Linked DNA regions of Homo sapiens: region 1 is linked to region 2. Evidence: chromatin loops called from intact Hi-C (ENCODE). Cell type or tissue: heart right ventricle. All regions are shown on one strand. Each heading gives the region's core, and the rest is flanking DNA. Links, peaks and the distances in the headings are about the cores only.

Region 1 (6,252 bases), core at 1,253-6,252, 230 kb before region 2:
AAAGATACCCAAAAATGTGGAAACTACTTTGGAACTTGGTAACAGGCAGAAGTTGGAACAGTTTGGAGGGCTCAGAAGAAGAGAGAAAAATGTGGAAAAGTTTGGAACTCCCTAGAGACTTGTTGAATGGCTTTGACAAAAATGCTGATAATGATATGGACAATGAAACCCAGGCTGAGGTGGTCTCAGATGGAGATGAGGAACTTGTTGGTAAATAGAGCAAAGGTGACTCTTGTTATGTTGTAACAAAGAGACTGGTGGTATTTTGCCCCTGCCCTAGAGATTTGCAGAACTTTGAACTTGAGAGAGATGATTTAAGGTATCTGGCAGAAGAAATTTCTAAGTGGCGAAGCATTCAAGAGGTGACTTGGGTGCTGTTAAAGGCATTCAATTTTATAAGGGAAGTGGAGCATAAAAGTTCAGAAAATTTGCAGCCTGACAATTTGATAAAAAAGAAAATCCCATTTTCTGAGGAGAAATTCAAGCTGGCTCTAGAAATTTGCATAAGTAAAGAGGAGCCGGATGTTGATCCCCAAGACAATGGGGAAAATGTCTCCAGGGCATGTCAGAGGTTTGCATAACAGCCCCTCCCATCACAGGCCTGGAGGCCTAGAAGGGAAAAATGGTTTCATGGGCTGGGCCCAGGGTCCCCGTGCTGTGTGCAGCCTAGGGACTTGGTGTCTTGCGTCCCAGCTGCTCTAGCTGTGGCTGAAAGGGGCCAATGTAGAGCTTGGGCCATGGCTTCAGAGGGTGCAAACATCAAGCCTTGGCAGCTTCCACAGTGTTCAAAACATGGGAGCTGTCCTGATTATTATTTTTTCCTATAGTAATCATATTAGCCCATAATGTGTGCACAATGCATATGTGATGGTTCCTGCCCCACGTGGTGTTGAGCCTCCCAGTGCACAGAAGTCAAGAATTGGGATTTGGGAACCTCTGCCCAGATTTCAGAGGATGTATGAAAACACCTGGATGTCCAGGCAGAAGTTTGCTGCAGGGGCAGGGCTGTCATGGAGAACTTCTGCTAGGGCAGGGCAGAAGGGAAATGTGGGGTTGGAGCCCCCACACAGAATCCCTACTAGGGCACTGCCTAGTGGAGCTGTGAGAAGAGGGCCACTGTCCTCCAGACTCCAGAATTGTAAATCCACTGACAACTTGCACCGTGCACCTGGAAAAGCTGCAGACACTCAACGTCAGCTTGTGAAAGCAGCCAGGAGGGAGGCTGTACCCTGCAAAGCCACAGGGGAAGAACTGCCCAAGAACATGGGAACCCACCTCTTGCATCAGTATGACCTGGATGTGAGACAGGGAGTCAAAGGAGATTATTTTGGAGCATTAAGATTTGACTGCCCTGCTGGATTTCGGACTTGCATGGGCCCTGTAACCCCTCTGTTTTGGCCAGTTTCTCCCATTTGGAATGACTGTACTCCCACTGTATCTAGGAAGTAACCAACCTGCTTTTAATTTTACAGGCTCATAGGTGGAAAGGACTTGCCTTGTCTTGAATGAGACTTTGGACTGTGGACTTTTGAGTAAATGCTGGAATGAGTTAAGACTTTGAGGGACTGTTGGGAAGGCATGATTGGTTTTGAAATGTGAGGACCTGAGGTTTGGGAGGGGCCAGGAGCAGAATGATATGATTTGGCTGTTCCACCACCCAAATCTCATCTTAAATTCCTACATGTTGTGGGAGGGACCCAGTGGGAGGTAATTGAATCATAGGGGCAGGTCTTTCCCATGCTGCTCTCATGATCGTGAACAAGTCTCATGAGGTCTGATGGCTTTATAAGGCAGAGTTCCCCTTCACAAGCCCTCTCTTTGCCTGCTGCTATCCATGTAAGACGTGACTTGCTCCTCCTTGTCTTCCACCATTATTGTGAGGCTTCCTTAGCCACGTGGAACTGTAAGTCAATTAAACCTCTTTCTTTTGTAAATTGCCCAGTCTCGGGTATGTCTTTATCAGTAGCATGAAAACGGACTAATACAACTAATACACCACTCTCATGTCTGGGCAGGGCCAGTGGGCCTGGGAGGCAGAGTCTGTCAGTGGGACTGGGGCAATAAGGGGTCTCTCTTGTGTCTGAAGGAACCACAGTGACCCACTCAGGGGGCCTAGAGGCAGTGAAGGCTGTGGGCCTGCCACATCTTGTCAAGACTGCTCAAGCAAGTCCTCACTGCTCCTCCAGCTCCCTGCCACCCTCCAATCCATTCTCCCACATAATGGCTCCTTCGCCAGAAGGATGAAGACTTTATGTGGGTGTTCAGGGCCTGATCTCTCTACCCCATCTCCACAACAGTCCTCCATACACAGCCCAATGTTCCTGAACAGGTCACAGTATTTATGCCTCTGTGTACACCTTGCTTTGTCTGAAATGCTCTTTCTCCTTCTTTGATAGAATTCCTCCTTTTCCTCTCAGGATCTAGCTTAAATGTGCCATTCACGGGGGAGCCTGCCCTAACCCCAGATCAGGTAGGCCCCACTTCTGGCCTTCCACTGTGCCCCTTCTAACGTTGCACTGCCCATTCTGTGTGGAATGTTCTGTTGCTATATATGGCTCCTTTTCTAGACTGTGAGCTCCTCAAGGACAAGGACCACATCTGATCCTTTCTGTGTTCCCAGTGCCCAGCCTAGGGTCTGGCAGAGAGTATGGGCCCCACAGAGCTTGTTGAATTAGTGTGTATGTAAGTGAAAATGATAGGGTGGGCAGTTGTGGGTAAGTGGCGAGTGGCAAGTAGGTTTGTCCCCAAGCCTGAGAGGGTCACCTGAATTGGGTACAGAGTTGAGAACTCATCATTTTGGTCTCTTTTACCAAATGAGATTGGGTCTGAATTTGATTAGGACATGTTATCTGTAAGACTGCCTGGGGCTAGCAAGACAAAAGTCTAAAATCTGAGGTATCTGTAAGGAGTAGTCAGAGGAGACCATGGGCCCTGCACAGCTCTGTCCAAGGCTTGGAAACAACTTCAGGTGGATAGGTATGGATAATAATACCGTAGTCAGTCCTTCCCATGTGGGAGTGAGGCTCCCAGCGAACAGTCCCACAAATCCCAGAACAGTCCCTCTAGTGAGTCAGAGATCTGGGTAATATGGAAGTCCTCAGATTGTCTGCTCCTCCACCCTTCTGGAATCACACTTTCCCTCAGTTTCTTAAGATGTTGCAAGTCATCGGCCGGGTGCGGTGGCTCACGCCTGTAATCCCAGCACTTTGGGAAGCTGAGGCGGGTGGATCATGACGTCAGGAGTTCAAGACCAGCCTGGCTAAGATGGTGAAACCCCTCTCTACTAAAAATACAAAAAATTAGCCAGGCGTGGTGGCGGGTGCCTATAATCCCAGCTACTTGGGAGGCTGAGGCAGGAGAATTGCTTGAACTCGGAGGGCAGAGGCTGCAGGCAGCTGAGATCACGCCACTGCACTCCAGCCTGGGCAACACAGTGAGATTCCATCTCAAGAAAAAAAAAAAAAAAGATTTTGCAGGTCATCATCCTATATTCTGGGCGAAGCATAGAGTCTTTCCCAAGAGCCTGAGAGTTCCTGGGAGCTTATATTCTGATCACCTCTCACTCTTAATTCCTGCTGCTATTGCATTCTTGTGACTGTGACTGAGTTGTTTTGCTCCAGGCTCTGATGCTGCCCTTGCTGCCTCTTTCCCCAAAGCACCAGGTGCAAGCATGTGCACGTAACAGACTTTCCTTCAAGAGTTGAGGGTAAGGAAGTGAGTTATAGCACAATGCAGAGCCGAAAGGCAGAGCAGGAATCATTACCTGCTTTGTACAAAAGAGGAAACCAAAGCTTAGATATTAACCAGGTGACTTGACTAAAGCTATACAGCAAGTTAGTGACAGAACTAGGCCTGGAATGAGCTCTCCTGATCCAGACTCTAGAGTCAGCATTTCACGGTTCTGAACATCTGGAATCCAAAGAGCTGTCCAGGTTTAGGTTAAGAACAGTTCCACACACACAGAAAGACGGTCCTGGGTGGCAGGCAGTGAAAGAAACCTGGGGAGCTGGGGATCTCTATGAGCGTGGCTCACCTCCCCCTCTGTCTCCTGGAGCTGACCCTTGCTCATATCCTGCGGGAACAAGACCCAGGTGGATCAAAACTTTATTGAGGCCCTGCTCAAGACAGGCACAGTAGTGCAGTAGGTTTAATCTTCACTATGGTTCTGCAAGGCTGGCAACATTATTCCCCATTTTAGTTGAGAAAACAGTCTCCAAGAGTGGAAGTGACTTGCTCAAGGTCATACAGATAGTCAGGCCTGGCTCTGAGCCTGAGGACTCCCAGTCCCCGACTCTGCTGCAAGCTCCATGGCATTGCCAACATTGACCACCAGGTGGCAATCTCCCCCAACTCCCTGCAGGCCACAAGCACCCTGGAATTTTAAGCAGTAATGCCTATGGTTGGTGGCAGAACAGCAGTCTCTGCCTGGATTTTCAAAACTGCCCTGAGGCAGTTTTATAACTCTTTTGTCCCAAGGGGAAATTGATGTCCAAGAGGGATGGTGGCTTTACAGAGGAGGAAGTTCTATGTGTGTGTGCGTGTGAGCATGAGATCTGCTTCTGGTTCCAAGGCTGGTGAATTCTGCTGACCTATTGTTAGCTGGGAGTTGGTGGGCATGACTTTCCTGGCACGATGTTCAGTTTCTCCTCTGTGCCTGCTGTTGCCAAGCCTCACTCAGAGATGGGCAGCCGAGTTTTCCTTGGACTCCCATCAGAGGCCCAGGGCCCAACCTCTTGTTTAGGTGGGGTCAGACTTACCTGGTCTGAGGCCATCTGAACAGCCCTGTGGATCCTTCCCCTATTTTAATCTGTGTGCTTCTTTGTATGGAGCCATGGAAACTCCTATGATCTTCCATGCCTGCCTACAGCCAGGAAACACTGGGAGAGAGTCCTGTGCATTCTTCCTGCAGTACTCACCATGTTCCCTTCAGGCTCTGCTGGATGGACCAGACCCTCTCAGCAGGCTTCCCGCCACTGGATACCCCTTTACCTCTGTGCTGCTCAGTGGCAGTCCCAGGGTGGGCCTGTGAGTTCTCGGCACAGCAAACTTTCTGCCCAGATGCCAGGGTGAGGCTCCCTTTCTGGCAGGCACGCCCAGCTTCTATGCAGGGCTTGGGCACATTCTCCATTCCCCATCATGGCAGTGACTCTCAGCACAAACACCGCAGTGTTCACAAGGCCACCCCAACTTCTCCCCCCTTCCCTCCTATGTCCTCTCTTTGTGTGTGTGTGCACGTGTACGCTCCTTCATGTCTCTCTTTACAGAGTGTGGTCTTAGAGCCTCTTGTCCTCAGCTTTGGGCCTTCACTGCAATTCCACAAATCCAGAACTCAAGGAAAGTCCTGCTATACGTCCTGTCAGGTAAAGGTAGTGACAGCTCCCTTGCCAGATTCAGAGGAGAGTTCCTGGGAGTTTCCTGAACGCAGGGCTGTCGTTTGAGCTCTGTGTTCCGAGCACCCAGCACAGGGCCTGCATGGGACAGGCCCCAAGGGGAGGGAGGTGGTTCTCACATGAATGAAGGGCCCTGAACTAGAGCAAGTTAGCCTCTCAGAACACAATGAGTCCCCTTCTTCTGTAGGGCACCACACATCCCTCTGCAGAAACTGAGGGAAAGTGGAGAACAGAGCAAATAGTGATAAAGGCAAGCAGCACGCAGTCATTATGTCAACGTTTCTCAAGTTTCTCTCATGCATGTGCCTCCTCCATGATTTTTGCTAAATCCATGGATTCTTAATAATTTTCTTTAGCATATTTTATGAAAATACCTAATTCATGGTCTCCTAAGGAATAATATTCATGAAATCACTGGTTTGATTTATCTTTCCTAATATACATTAAATTATATACATACCTATTAAAAAATAGCAAAGACCACTGAAGTAGGTCATACCTACCACCAGTGAGATGTATACTGCACTTGGGTTATTTAGTTTTCACAAAACCCTATAAGGTCAATCATGCTTTTTCTGTCTTATAGGTGAAGAAATTGAAGGTCAGAGAATTGACTTGGCTGAGGTCACACAGTCTTCTGATCTTTGGCCTACAGCCTTTATAAAGATGGGAGAGGGGAAGGGAGGAGCAGGTGCTTGGGAGATGATGGGGGAGGGAGGCAGCTGCCACTGAAAAATGAAAGAAGATGGTGAAGATAGGGAGTGGGGGGCAGGACTCCATGTCAGAAAGGCAAATGACCTGAGTCCCAATGTCCTATGCACAGTAATGGCCATGAAAATAGCTGCAGATTTGCCTGCATTTG
Region 2 (7,808 bases), core at 1,717-6,716:
CCAGAGGGTAAGACCTGCGTGTTGGGTATGTGAGAGGCTGCGTGTGGGGAGTGTGGATGAAATGACTCCTTGAGATATGTGAAGCCAGGGGACCGGAGGGCCAGGAGGGCCTCCAGGTCCCCAGGCTGGATTGTTTTGCATTCAGGGTCACAGAGCCCTAGAACCATAGGGCAGAAGCCTAGAATTCTGGCATTTTCTAATTTCAGGGCCACATAATTCTAGAATGTGTGCCTTCTAACTATTGAAAAGGACTGCAGAGGTAATGTGGGAAGCCTCCTAAGCTGTCTCAACAGGAGGCATCATCTCGTGATGGGAGGCTCCCTCCCTCCCTTCCTTTCAGTGTCTGAGGAGCCTGCCTGGGACTCTGACAGCCCCAGCTTTGCCATGGGGCCAGGAGCACCCCTCAGCCCAGGACAGCTCTTCACAAGTCAGAGACCGTGCATGGGGCTCCTTGTCTTTTCCCGGCACGCTCTCTACCCCTTCTCCAAGTCATTCCTCATGAGAAAGTATTAAGTCCTCTTGACACATTCCCCTCTGTCAATGACCTCCAAAGGGTGCCCCGCAGTCCCCCAGGACAATATAGTGATGGTCTCTCTAACGCAAGTTAGAGCTTGTTAGTTGATTTTTGATAACTATTGATTTAATACTTAGTTTAGCAGTAGCTCTCATAAAACCTCAAAGATTTTTGCTGACAACCCATAGCTAATTGCAGTTTCACTTGCCAGGACTTACTGTAGTCTTAAGCTACATTAGCAGAGAGCATGTCCTTGGAACTGAGGAGGTGATCTGTAAATCTGTAGATCTCTCCAGTTCCAACGATGTATGTGAGAGCTACTGCTAAGTATCAAATCAATAGTCATCAAAAATCAACAAATTGAGTGTCTACTGTGTGCCAGTTGGTGTTTAACGTTAGTACCATTCACTGATCCCCATTAAATGTCTTTTCTGGGCTGCCATCCTCCTTGCTGTCTGTCAGTGGCCTATAGCCTTATGGGGCTATCAAGGTTCAGGGCCGCCAGCTTCACCTCTTCTACAAACCCAGCCATTCACTCAGCCCTTACTGAATGCAACTCTGCCAGTCCTAGAAAAGCTAACAATCCAGGGAAGGAATCACATTTAATCAAGATCTGGAGAAAAGAAATCCCAGGAAATAATGAGAGCTCAGAGTAAGAGCCCTGACCCCACCTAGACAGACTTCTTAGAGGAAGTCACATTTGAACTGGGTTTTGACGGATGAGTAGAAGTTTGCTGAACAGAGAAAGATCAGAAGTACCAACTTCTGCAAAGGTCTGGAGGCAGGAAGATCTCATTAGCCTGAGGATTGAAGGCCAGCAATGGCTGGGGGTAGGTAGGAGGATGCGTATGGGGTAGAATGGATCTACTACATTCACCACATTCTCCACTGGGAAGCGCTAGAGGGACCTCTGCCCTTGAAGGAAGAGTCAGGAAGGTAGAGAGGTGTGATGGGGGCACAGGCAACTGCACTGTGCCTCCTGCTTGTAAAGCCTGGTTGTTCCTTCCTTCTGCCCATCCTTTTTGTGCCTGGCCTCATGCTGGGCACTGGAGACACAGAGAGGAATCAAACCAACACCATGGCCAGATGAGGGCAGTGAGAGAAGGGAAGGGGAGGGGAGCCCGGAGAAGCCTTGCAGTAAAAAGTGAGATGGAGCAGCCGACTGGCCCTGCCCAGACTCCCTGACACCATCCACTCCAGACTCTTTCTCAGAAGTGCCAGGACCCCACTAAATGGCCAGCCTCCTCCTCTGATCACACACTGGGAGTGCTGTTGGAGTGTGAGGTGAGCAGAGGCCCAGAGGCCTGGGGCCTGCCTGCAGAAGCCAAATGACAGAGGAAGAAATCTACCTCTAGGATGTCCCCTTAAGGAGCAGGCATGGTAAAGAACAGGAGAGGAGAGGACAGGTGTGTATGACTGTCAGAAACGTGGGAGATGTGAAGCCAGCTGCACACCTGGAGAAATGTGGCAGACTTCCCAGGTTCTGTGACCTCAAAAACACTGTGAAATTGCCTTTCAAAGACGTCTCCTTGAGAAGCCTTTTGCTTCCAAGCCCCCTCACCTACTCACACCCTCAGACCTGGGCTGGGAACCAGGGAGGACCTAGCTAGAGTCGAGAGGACTGGGTTTGAGTCTGAACTCAGCACCTGACTTGTCATGTCACCTAGTCCTTAGCCAGAAATACCAGTTGAGACCCTACTATGTGCCAGGGTCTGGGGATTCAGCAGTGACCACAGCAGAACCAGCCCCTGCCTTCCTGGCCCAGCCTGACACTGTGGCCTCGGACACCCCTGCCTGCCTCTGGCTCCGGGTTCCTTCTGTCCAGGCTGGGGCTGGACTTGTGACCTCTAAAGGCACTGCCTGCTCTCCCTGAAGTCCATCTCCTTCTTCATTAAGCCGCTGCCTGGCAGACTCTCGGCCCTAATTTATGGGTATGGCCTTTCCCAGACTGGGAGAAGTGACGGGGGCAGTTAATATTCCTGTGCTAATAATACACTTGGCTGCCTTCTGAGTCCCCCCTCCACCCTTCACCCCTGCCTCACCACCCCCACCTGCTTCCCTCAGCACTGTCACAGGGCGATTTGCCAGGAGCTGGCCAGGCCCATGCAGACCCTCAACTAACCCTTCATTGGATGGGTGGGGAAACTGAGGCCAAGAGTATGCAGGAGCTCGTCCAGGTCACACAGATTGTCAGGAGCAGATCCCGAGCCCAGGATGCCCCAGGGCTACCCCTGCTCTGCCCTGGGTCTGAGCGTCTGGCAGAGCCACCCCGCCTCCTAACTTGCTATCTCCACCCTGTCAGTGCATCCAGGAGCCAGTCCCAAGCCTGAGGTAGCCTGAAGATGAAAATAAGAAAGTGAGCCGTAGAGGGTTGGAAGGACTCTTCAGCCTCTGTCAGCGGCTCCGGACAGGCCTCAGGAGCCCCATGCCAGCATCTTGCAGGCAGCGGCCCTGCTGGGAGTTATGTCTCCCCTCCCTGAGAGGAGAAAGGGGCTTGTCTGGACCTCCAGGCTCTGAGGTCCCAGGCATTAAACTCATTCTTCCTGAGCTTCTATCATCTGAGCATGAGGCTCACCTGGATGAACCAGATCCTGCTCCTGTTCTCGATCAAGATGGTGACCACACACACAGGACACTGTGATCATGGAAGCACAGGGATCCCAGGGAGGCCCCTAACTTAGGGGATCATCCAAGCTGGCAAACTCGGGAGTGAAAGGGGCCACTATTAATCATTACATTGGAGCAAGAATAAACTAGGACTGGCTGGGTGCAGTGGCTCACGCCTGTAATCCTAGCATTTTGGGAGGCCGAGGTGGGTGGATCACCTGAGGTCCGGAGTTCAAGACCAGCCTGACCAACATGGTGAAACCCCGTCTTTACTAAAAATACAAAAAATTAGCTGGGCGTGGTGGCACATGCCCACTCGGGAGGCTGAGGCAAGAGAATCGCTTGAACCCTGGAGGGGAGGTTGCAGTGAGCCGAGATTGTGCCATTGCACTCTAGCCTGAGCAACAAGAGCAAAAGTCTGTCTCAAAAAAAAAGAAGAAGAAGAAGAAGAACTAGGACTGTACCAAGATGCTGGGCCCTGGACTTCAATGACTTTTGACAAGACCTGGAGAGAAAAGAAAAAGTACTAGACTGCTAGACAAGACCAGCAAATCTACCAGCAATAAATAACGAATACACTCCCCTTCTTTGAACCCTATTTTCCAGCTGCACCAAACTATGGGGATGTTAGTAATAGGGCCCAGCTCTTCCATGCCCTGTGCCTTTGCTCACACAGTACCCTCTGTCTAGGATGCCTTCCCCAACACAGGGAGCACTCAAGACAGCCCAGGAGTCCCCCAGTCTTTATGACCCCGCTGTCTTTCTCCTACTGCTGTACCACCCAGAGCTTTCTTTCTACGGACTGGTTTCCTTGCCTCTTGTCTGCACCAGACCAGAAGCTCCCACAGGACAGAGGCCAGACCCAGTCACTTTAAGTCCCCAGTCAGGGTGCACAGAGATTTGTGAACGCTCTCCCAGCCCCTGCCCCCACAGAAATACAAAACACAGAGGAAGAAGCATCACGCAGGACTCTGTGGCCTACCCCTCTGCACGTTGAATGGGTGCTTCCTTTGACTCCCACAACCCCCCCATCATTAAACTGGGGTTTCGATTATATAAGATCCCAGGATGGCTGACTCCGTTGTCTACAAAGTGAGCGAGCAGAAAGAAAATGCAGTTTTAGAATATGTGGTCATGCAAAACACAATTTAGTCTTAGCCTCTTAACTTTGGCACTGATTTATTTGTTTATTTATTTATGAGGTCGGCCTCTGTCACCCAGGCTGGGAATGCAGTGGCGTTATCATAGCTCACTGTAACCTTGTACTGCTGGGCTCAAGCAGTCCTCCCGTCTCAACCTCATAAAGTGCTGGGATTACAGGCATGAGCCACCGCGCCTGGCTAACTTTGGCTTTTTAATACAATTACAACTTCTGGCCCTGCGTTTGGGATCTTTGTCCAGGGCTCTGTTTGGGCAGCCCCTGCTACTGGCTTAGTCTTGGTTCCTCCCCACAGGGAGCTGCAGCGACATCTATTGGCCGATCCGTGTGGGAGCCGAGTCAGCTTTAACTTTTCTTGGTATACATGCGTCATCTGCTGGTGGAGATGGGAAAGTGCCTTTCTTCGTTCAGTCAACAATCCAACAAGTATGTAAGTGCCTGCTGTGTGCCAAGCACTGTGCTAGGAAGATGAGGATACAATTTTAAAGAAAACTAGAGCCGGGTGTGGTGGCTCAGGCCTCTAATCCCAGCACTTCGGGAGGTCGAGGCCGGCGGATTGCTTGACCTCAGGAGTTTGAGACCAGCCTAGGGCAACATGGCGAGACCCCGGTCTCTACAAAAAATGCAAAAAATAGCTGGGCGCAGGGGCGCCCTCCTGTAATCCCACCTACTTAGGAGGCTGAGACGGGAGGATTGCATGAGCCTGGGAGGTGGAGGTTGCAGTGAGCCGAGATCATGCCACTGCACCCCAGCCTGGGCAGCAGAGTGAGACCCCATCTCAAAAAAAGAAAAAAGAAAAAGAAAAGAAAGAAAACCAATAAGATCTCTGTCCTTATAAAACAGTAATAGTAAAAACTAACACATACAGAATTTACTATGTGCCAGAGATTGTTCTAGGTACTTTATATATATTAATCCATCTTGTCCTGATGACAATTCTGTGAAGCAGTTATTCTTATTCCTACTTCACAAATGAGGAAACTAAGGCACGTAGAGATGAATAATTTGCTCAAGATCACACTCCTAATAAGAGGCCAAGTTAGGCTTAGAACTCAGGCTCTGCTCCAGAGCCCTCTTCTTATTTAGACCATAAACAAGCACGATACTTATGAGGGAAATAAGCAGGGTAATGTGAGAGTGAGTGACAAGGAGAGGTCTCCTTTGAGTGGGGTAAGTCATGAAAGACCCCTCTGAGGGCGACCTACCCTGAAGAATGGGAAGGAACAAGCTATGCAGAGAATCTAGGAAAAGTTAATCCAGGCAGAAGCAGCAGCGAGCACAAAGGTGCTGAGACCAAATACTCAAACATCAGGTGGAAGGCAAGTTCTGGCCACTCTACTCCTACACCTCCCCACACTGTCCTTAGACTCATTCCCCACCTGGTCGCAGCTTGGACTTCTCTCATCTGCATCCCTGCCCCAGCTTCCTCCCTGTTCCCCCAGCCTGCAGCCCCCCTCTCTGGTCCCACACTGCAGCCCACACTGCAGTGAAAATGCGTGAATCTGATCCCTCTCCTTACTCTGCCTAAAACCTGTCCCACTGTCTTCTGGATAAAAACAAAGATCTTTGAGGCCAGGTGCAGTGAGTGGCTCACACATGTAATCCCAACACTTTGGGAGACTGAAGCAGAAGGATCAGAGGACAGGTGTTGGAGACCAGGCTAGGCGATATAGCAAGAACTCATCTCTACAAAAAACAAACAAACAAACAAACAAACAAAAAGCTTTTTTTTTTTTTTAACTGATTATCTGTAACTTCCACCCACTAATCAAATCTCCTGCCAGCTTTTCCAGCTCCCTTCACTCTTGTCACTCCAATGTGGTTATAGTTGCCTGAAGGCCCCAGCTTGTCTCACCCTGAGCCTCCCTGTGTGCTGTTTCTTCTACCTGGAAGGTCTGTAGCCCCTCCTTGCCTACCTAATTCCCTTTTTACCCTTAAAAACTCAGTTCAAGACCAGGTGGGGTGGCTCACACCTGTAATCCCAGCACTTTGGGAGGCCGAGGTGAGCGGATCATCTAAGGTCAGGAGTTCGAGACCAGCCTGGCCAACATGGTGAAACCCCGACTCTACTAAAAATACAAAAATTGGCTGGGCATGGTGGGTGTGTGCCTGTAGTCCCAGCTACTCAGCAGAAGAATCACTTGAACCCGGGAGGTGGAGGTTGCAGTGAGCAGAGATTGTGCCACTGCACTCCATCCTGGGCTACAGAGTGAGACTCCGTCTCAAAAAACAAAAAACAAATAACAAAAAACAAAAACTCAGTTCAAGCATTTCGTCCTCTTGGAAGCTGCCTATTTCTCATCTTGGCCACTCTGGCTAAATGTGAGACCTCTCCTTAGGTGCTCTCATGGCACGCTGTGACTACACAACAGGCCCCCTCTGCAATACTCCTCATCAGCAATTCCAAACCTTTAGCATCATGCCTTATCCCCCAATTAATCTGTAAGCAATTTGACTGAAGGGATTGTCTTTTTTTTTTTTTTTTTTTTTTTTTTCTGAGACTGAGTCTCGCTCTATCGCCCAGGCTGGAGTGCAGTGGCGCAATCTCGGCTCACTGGAACCTCCACCTCCCCGATTTAAGAGATTCTCATGACTCAGCTTCCAGAGTAGCTGGGATTACAGGCGCCCACCACCATGCCCAGCTAATTTTTGTATTTTTAGTAGAGACAGGGTTTCACCTTGTTGGCAAGGCTGGTCTCGAACTCCTGGCCTCAAGTGATCCGCCCACCTCCGCCTCCCAAAGTGCTGGGATTACAGGAATGAGCCACTGCACCCAGCCAGGATTGTCTCATTTAATCTTAGTGTCTTCAGGGCCAGCAGAAGCCCCAACAAATGGTACATGCCCAGTAAATATCGTTTGCAGTTGTGAGCTGTAAATTGCTCCATTTCTTTTTATTGAAATTTATACAAAGTCCACTCTTTTTGGCATACAGTTCTATGAGTTTTGACAATTAAGATATAGAGTGTTCCATTGCCCCCCAAAATCCCTCTTCATAGCAGCCCTCCCCCCAAGTCCAGCCATTGGCAACTACTGCTTTGTTTTCTGTCTCCATCGTTTTACCTTTGACACAGTGTCATATAAGTAGAATCATACATGTTTGTCCTTTTAAATCTGACTTCTTTCACTTAGCATAATGCAGTAGAAACTCATCCATGTTGTAGGTATCATTATAGTTTGTTCATTTTTATTGCTGCGTAGTATTCCATCATATGGTTGTACAATCATTTATCCATTCAATAGCTGAAGAGCATTTGGGTGGTTTCCAGTTTTTGACAACTATGAATATAGCCACTGTAAACATTCATGTACAGGTTTTTGAAGGAATGTCACTTTTTATTTCTTTCTTTATTTTATTTTATCTTTTGAGAAAAGATTTCTCTCTGTTGCCCAGGCTGGAGTACGGTGGTACAAACACAGCTCACTGCAGCTTTGAACTCCTGGGCTCAAGCGATCCTCTTTCTTCAGTCTCCTGAGTAGCTGGGATCACAGGCATACACCACCATGCCTGGCCAATTTTTTCCTTTTTT

The links. Hi-C counts contacts between places; a loop is a spot of excess contacts. Peaks named below come from ENCODE experiments on the same cell type or tissue, not always from the same donor. Only the 100,000 strongest peaks of a DNase experiment are listed, where the experiment ranks them.
Region 1: a loop joins it to region 2, with 21 times the contacts of the local background. A loop is called at or near these places in 95 of 110 quality-filtered maps.

What each region holds. Positions count from the first base shown.
Region 1 is chr11:75,018,743-75,024,994 of GRCh38, forward strand. It overlaps a transcript of NEU3 not described here. Among named protein-coding and RNA genes, the nearest start is that of NEU3, 33 kb to the left of the region's middle. In heart right ventricle, for the core only: CTCF peaks have their summits at 4,325 (motif pointing right) and 4,531; a DNase peak (open chromatin) is centred at 4,319; H3K27ac peaks cover 1,240 bases.
Region 2 is chr11:75,244,211-75,252,018 of GRCh38, forward strand. No RefSeq gene overlaps it. Among named protein-coding and RNA genes, the nearest start is that of TPBGL, 7.3 kb to the left of the region's middle. In heart right ventricle, for the core only: CTCF peaks have their summits at 4,629 (motif pointing left) and 4,840; a DNase peak (open chromatin) is centred at 4,601; H3K27me3 peaks cover 843 bases.